Regions from separate parts of the Homo sapiens genome. Here region 2 is linked to region 1. The links are chromatin contacts, found by POLR2A ChIA-PET in ENCODE. All regions are on one chromosome and are shown on one strand. Each heading gives the region's core, a stretch centred on a gene start or an enhancer-like site at or near the end of the contact. The rest is flanking DNA. Distances are from core to core; before and after follow the strand shown. Region 1 has its middle 110 kb from the start of SCAF8. Region 2 holds the start of TMEM242 (transmembrane protein 242).

Evidence for each region. ChIA-PET counts read pairs that join two places held with the same protein, here RNA polymerase II (POLR2A).
Region 2: POLR2A ChIA-PET joins it to region 1 with 10 read pairs in activated CD4-positive, alpha-beta T cell. The contact joins the promoter of TMEM242 here to the enhancer-like site in region 1. POLR2A ChIA-PET finds 5 or more read pairs at or near these places in 2 of 52 experiments (H1 and activated CD4-positive, alpha-beta T cell).

What each region holds. Positions count from the first base shown.
Region 1 is chr6:154,621,105-154,624,441 of GRCh38, reverse strand. No RefSeq gene overlaps it. Among named protein-coding and RNA genes, the nearest start is that of SCAF8, 110 kb to the left of the region's middle. Within about 2 kb of position 1,606, at least 2 of the 41 ENCODE cell types and tissues checked have a DNase peak (open chromatin) inside an H3K27ac peak, as active enhancers do.
Region 2 is chr6:157,321,987-157,325,323 of GRCh38, reverse strand. It overlaps TMEM242 (transmembrane protein 242), which reads left to right and starts at 1,805. Exons shown (of 4, transcript NM_018452.6): 1 at 1,805-1,912; 2 at 2,519-2,619. The coding sequence starts at 1,825. TMEM242-DT (TMEM242 divergent transcript) reads right to left here and starts at 1,690. Exons shown (of 1, transcript NR_187268.1): 1 at 847-1,690. RefSeq lists enhancers at 1,093-1,522, 1,703-2,042.

The sequences.
Region 1 (3,337 bases), core at 357-2,856:
AGTCTTTGGAGTGATATTTGTAAATTGTTCCTTGTCAGCATTTCAAGTCCCTTGGCATGTCGGAGAGACAGGCACATGTGAGTTTTGGACACTGCAAAGGTCACATTTGTGCTTTTTTTTTTTGACTCCTGGCAGTTAGAGAACAGGCCATCAGCTCAGGAATTCAGAGGCTCCTGGACTTGGAGAGACAGACGATGGGGTGGAGTCTGGCTACCTGGGCTTGCGTACCAGCTTCCCCACTTACCAGCTCTATAGCCTCAGGCAAGTACCCAGCCTCTGAGAGCCTCACTATCCCAACCTGTCAAACGGGATAATTACTTTCTTTTCTTTCTTTTTTTTTTTTTTTTTTAGATAGAGTCTTGCTCTGTCGCCCAGGCTGGACTGCAGTGGTGCGATCTCTGCTCACTGAACCTCCGCCTTCCAGGTTCAAGTGATTCTCTCACCTCAGTGTCCTGAGTAGCTGGGATTACAGGAACCTGCCACCACGCCCAGCTAATTTTTGTGTTTTTAGTAGGGACAGGGTTTCACCATGTTGGCCAGGCTGGTCTTGAACTCCTGACCTCAAGAGATCTGCCCACCTTGGCCTCCCAAAGTGCTGGGATTACAGGTGTGAGCCACTGTGCCTGGTCAAGGGACAATTAGCTTCTTCAGAGGGTTATCATGTGATAGAGTTTGGGTGTCCCCTCCAACTCTCATGTTGAGATGTAATTCCTAGTGTTGGAGGTGGGGCCTGGTGGGAGATGTTTGGGTCATAGGGGTGGATCTCTCATGGCTTGGTGCTGCCCTCACGATACTGAGTGAGTTCTCGCGAGATATGGTTGTTTAGAAGTGTGTTGCAGCCCCACCCCCCACCACTCTCTCTCTTGCTTCTGCTCTGGCCATATGATGTGCCTCCTCCCACTTCACGTTCCACCCTGAGTAGACGTTCCCTGAGCCCTCCCTGCAAGTGGAGTAGATGCAGATGCCATGCTTGTACAGCCTGCAGAACCCTGAGCCAACTGAACCTCTTTTCTTTATAAATTACCCAGTCGCAGGTATTCCTTTATAGCAATGCAAGAACACCCTAACGCATCATAAGTATGAACTGAGATAAAGGTAGCTTGCTTAGAACTGGGCTTCATAGGCAGTATGCTCACAGTAGGTGTGAACTCTTAGTGCTGAGGCAGGCAACGCCACAAAAGAAGGACACTTCAAAATTCATCCAGATCTTGGCAATGTCTTGTACCTGATATCTGGTGGTGACTTTGCACCCAAGCAGTTCCTTGTATGTGATCCTGGTTGTGAAAACCTTGGGTTTTGTGTTGTTTTCCAAATGTAGTCCTTCAGCCTTCCAGTTAGTTTTGTGAGCTACTCAGTAACTTTCCAGAACATTCTCTTTCTGCTTTATGCTTGCCTCTATCCATCCAGATGTGTACAATGTGTGACAATCAAATAAATGCCTGACTATTGTGTCAGACTGTTTTATTTCATGTATATATCAGCCTTTTCCTGATAAAAAGCGAGTTAGCTTCTCAACAACAAAGACTCTATCTTACCTTTTGTTTGTATCAGCCATAGAACCTTGGACTGTACTAGGCCCCAAGCCAGCACTGTGCCATGGTCTCCTAGCACCTGGGCTGGCACAGAGGAAGCCCAAGGGCATATCTAAAGACATGTTGGATGAAGAATGAATAAAGTATTCACTGGATATTACCTGACTCAGAGCTGAGACTGCTGAGCTATTGTATCAGCCTTATACCATCCTACCTTGTAACAGACTTCTGGTTAGGTGAGATAGAAATTCCTATATTACTTGTTATTTTTGATTGGGTATTCGGTAATTGTAGCCAACACATCCCGACATTAAGGTGAAACATTGTTTCCCTAGACTCTAACCTTTCTTTCTTGTTATCCATTTACTGCCAAAGAAGTACTTCTTTCCATTTTTTTTTTTTTTGAGAAGGGATATATTCACTGAGTGTGCTCTACAATGTTATCTTGGAAACAAATATTAACTTGCAAAGATTTTGTGTCATTCATCAAAATGAACTCCATCTCCTTTAATTCAGGAGAATCTCTTTTCTGTGTGATGGGCAAACATCACAACACATGGAATAAACGTAGATGAAAAACAAGATGGAGGCAAATGCTTTTATTTTGGAATAGAACCTTTTATAATGATTTTGCATTAGGTTTTGCACTAGTTAATTATCCCATTCATTAAGGGCTAATAAAGTGATTTAAATTATACATTGTCAGAAAGTGAAAATAAATGAAAAAAAATTTTTCTATTTAATTCTGAACTGCCTCAATGGCCTGTTTTTACAGAGGTACTTTAGCTTGAAATAACGGCTTGAATCAACACAGAAGAAGAAATTTGAGCGTGCACAGAAAATCCTTGGAAAGAGTTCTCTCAGAGCTTTTATCTGACCACCAACCTGAAATACTGATCACAAGACAGATCATCTCTCCATGTTGTCTCTCTTCAAGGGGTGTTAAACCGCAGCGCAGCCAGGTTGGAAAAAATTCAGATTTTAATAATATCCAGCTTTAGATGCCATCAGCAAGATGACATTTCCTGGAAAGAACTATGTTATTAAAGTATTATTATTTGGAGTGATTTGCTTGATATGATCAACAAAGAAAAAGTAAATTATCCAAATGGGACTTCTGGCAAGGAACTGCATTCTCATTAAAGGGGAAGTATTAGTGGGCCAGACAATTCAGACACATTTGAATAAACACTAAAGACGAACTTTTTTTTTTTTTTTTTGAGACAAATTCTTGCTCTGTTGCCCAGGCTGGAGTACAGTGGTGCGATCTTGGCTCACTGCGACCTCTGCCTCCTGGGTTTAAGCGATTCTTCTTCCTTAGCCTCCCCGGTAGCTGGGATTACAGGCAAGTGCCACCACACCCAGCTAATTTTTGTATTTTTAGTAGAGACAGGGTTCCACCATGTTGGCCAGGCTTGTCTTGAACTCTTGACCTCAAGTGATCCACCTGCCTCGGCCTCCCGAAGTGCTGGAATTACAGGTGTGAGCCACTGTGCCTGGCCAGAAGATGAACTTAATGTTAGAGAAGAGGAACTGTTCATGGAGACCAAAATAATTTGTAAGGCCAGTAATTCTGGTTTCGCCCACTTAGAAAGAATCAAACCAGGCTGACCTTTGCCAAACTTCTTGGCAGCCTTAGCTAGGGTTTATATTTAAGGAGAATTTAAAAGTCAAAAGAACAGAGTGTATACGATGTCATGTGCTTTATCATCGCCGTCTTTTAGATACTCAGACATAATGGCATAAAATCTGGAGCTCTGGCATTTCAGAAAAATACCAGAAAGTGTGTGTGTTTGTGGTGGAAG
Region 2 (3,337 bases), core at 556-3,055, 2.7 Mb before region 1:
CAAATTAGCACAGCATTTACCAGCTTAAAAGCCCTTTCAGATACTGACGTGTTTCCAGGAAATCCAAAGGTCACATACATTCTGTGTGATCTCATCCACACAAAAATTTGAACAGAGCAGTAGTTTTTTATCATCAGAAACCCCACGGAGCTTTTACATTCTGCCCTGCCACCCGCGGGCCTTCAGAGCTCTAATCTCCCGTGGTAGATAGACCTTGATAATCCATCATTTTTAAAAATCCCCATAGGCAATGCTGCAAAATAGCTACTGGAATCAAAGGTGGTAATAGTTAGAGCTAACATGTATTGAATATTTATATGTGCCAGGCACTGTGCTAACTTCTTTATAGATGTTGCTTCATTTAATTCTCACAGTAATCCTATGAGTTAGGTACTATCAGTTTTTGTGTGTGGGGGGGGCGGGATGGGGTGGATGGCAGAGTTTCACTCTTGTCATCCAGGCTGGAGTGCAACGGCTCGATCTCGGCTCACTGCAACCTCTCCCTCCCAGGTTCAAGCCATTCTCCTGCCTCAGCCTCCCGAGTAGCTGGGATTACAGTCCCGCATCATTAGACTCCGCTAATTTTTGTATTTTTAGTAGAAACGGGGTTTCACCATGTTGGCCAGGCTGATCTCGAACTTCTGATCTCCACCTGCCTCAGCCTCCCAAAGTGCTGGGATTACAGGCGTGAACCACCGCGCCTGGCCTACTACCAGTTTTTAAATTTTACAGGTGAGGAAACTGAGCTATAGAGGGGCTAAGTTACCCCAAGTTCACACACCTGAGAAGCGGTTTAGGACCCGAGCCCAGGTTTGAGCTATTAACTGCACTTCACTGACGCAAAAATGGATGCATTCATTTACTCATTCATCCAACATGCATTTGATGTTGGTAACCAGTTAATATCTGAAAGCTGGGGGATATAAACTGAACATAGAGTCCCATCTCCATCCTCAGGAAACTCATGCCCTCCGGTGATGGGGGGCAGGACAAATAGCAGAGAGACCGCCTTATTTTACAAGATGTCATTGTTCTCTGAGAGGCTGAAAAGATTTTCTATCACCACTAGCCTCCTCCTCTCCACGGCCATTTACAGAATGGGCAAACCAGCCTCCCAGCGGAAGACCAAGCTTGCTAGCGGTCAACGTTGCCGGCAGCTCTGCAAGCGCTTCCAGCGGGCGTCGCTCTCCTTTCGGGGGTGGTACTTTCATTCGGTCATCCTGTGAGTGTTCCACTTCCCGACGGAGGCCGAGCACTCACACCGCGGCGGAGGTACCCGTCACCGCAGAACCGGGTGGCTGGCTCTCCTCCAGGGAGAAAGCCTGTCACTTATTCCTCAACACTGTTGGGAAGTTACCTAGAAAAGTACAGACAGAAGACCTAGGCTTGCGTTTTAGAATCGTGGAGTGTTAGCGCTGGCCAAATCGTTGGACACAATGTAAGCTTGATCAGGAAAATGAGCTCCAGGGTCTCACAGGCGGGGCCTGGAATCTTGGCGCAATCTGCGACCCTCACTGCCTCCTACAGTCGGGGCTGAGCGTTCTTTCAAACAGCCAAAGTAATCACTTAAGTCCAGCAATGATCTCCTTGGAGAAATCAAAAGATCCTCCCTAAGAGACGGCCTTGGAGGGCATCGCCCCTGGGGCTGGGCACAGCACGTCTTCCCGGCCCCGGCGCGGGAGGAGGGTTTGGGGACAGCGGCCGCACTCCGGACCCTTCTTCAGATTGCACAGGAGGAGGCGGTAGCGGAACCTTTCTCCTCCGCCTGGTTCTCGCTTCCACCCGGGCCCAGTTGGGGACGGACGCACTAGAGGCGACCTAAACATGGAGACAGCGGGCGCTGCAACTGGGCAGCCGGCCTCTGGGCTGGAGGCTCCGGGGTCCACGAATGACCGGCTTTTCCTGGTTAAAGGTAAGATGTGCTGTGGTGAGGTGCGGGCGTCGGGGTGAGTTAACCCCGGACCCTGGCTTGCTCTGGAGCGGGCATTCCCACACACATCCCGCTCTGAGAGCCCTTAGCTTGTGCTTGCCCCTGAGTTTAGCCCGCGGAGTCTGGCGGCCCAGGGAGGGTAGGTCGCTTACTGGGTGGAGTCTCCCCTTGGGCGGGGCGGGGGGCAGATCCCGCGAGCTATTCTCCCGGGCGTGCCATATTTCCCCGTCACCTCTGCAATTGTTCTAGAGCCTTGCCTTTTCTGATTGCCATCGTCTCTTCTCCTCCCCGTGAGAAACTTCACGCTGTGGTCCCAGGGGAGAGGGGAAGGGAAGCTGAACCTTTTCTCTGCGCTCGGGAATAATAATTCGGAATGACCCAAGGAACCAGAGGTCGTGCGGTCACGCGTGTTTCTCAGCCGCTGTCATTTACTGTTAGCAAGAGCTGCTTAGCCATGGTTTCTTGAATTTCAAAAGTGATTTTGATTGTAACTCGAATAGTATCTTAAACTTACTTTTGTACATCTTTTTAACCTCTTTTTATTTAATTTTTTTTAATATCCCCCCTCCTCCCCGAAACTCTTGGCAGGTGGAATTTTCCTTGGTACCGTTGCTGCAGCGGGAATGCTAGCTGGATTTATTACAACATTATCATTGGCTAAAAAGAAAAGCCCTGAATGGTTCAATAAGGTTGGTGACACTGAAATCCATTCATAGCATTGTTATTGTTTACAATATATGGCAGCTTTTGCGTAGAAAAAATAAAATATTGATGGTCTTTCACATTGCTTTAAGATGTGAATTTATATACGCTCATGGATTCTAGAAATGTACAAATTAACCAAGTCTTTATTTTCATTTAGAAGGATGTACTTATGTGCTTTCTTAAATTTTAGCGGAACAAGACTTTGAAAGCTTATCTGGTACATTTCCTATTCACAACATGACTTTGAATCTAAATTTGGGCCAGGCATCGTGGTTCATGCCTGTAATCCCAGCACTTTGGGAAGCCGAGAGGGGCAGATCACCTGAGGTCAGGAGTTTGAGACCAGCCTGGCCAACATGGCGAAAACCCATCTCTACTAAAAATACAAAAATGAGCCAGGTGTGGTGTGGCACTCCTGTAGTCCTAGCTACTCGGGAGGCTGAGGCAGGAGAATCACTTGAACCCAGGAGGCTGAGGTTGTAGTGAGCCCAGATAACACCACTGCACTTCAACCTGGGTGACAGAGCGAGACTCTGTCTCAAAAATAAATAAATAAATATTCACACAAATAACTGTGTAATTACAATTTGATGTGTGCTATGGAGGAAAAGTGTTACGTAAAACATCATAAAAAGTCAAGTTTCCTTTCCACTTACATTTATCTTTAATAATCATACTTAAGCCTTATCGATACCATAATGG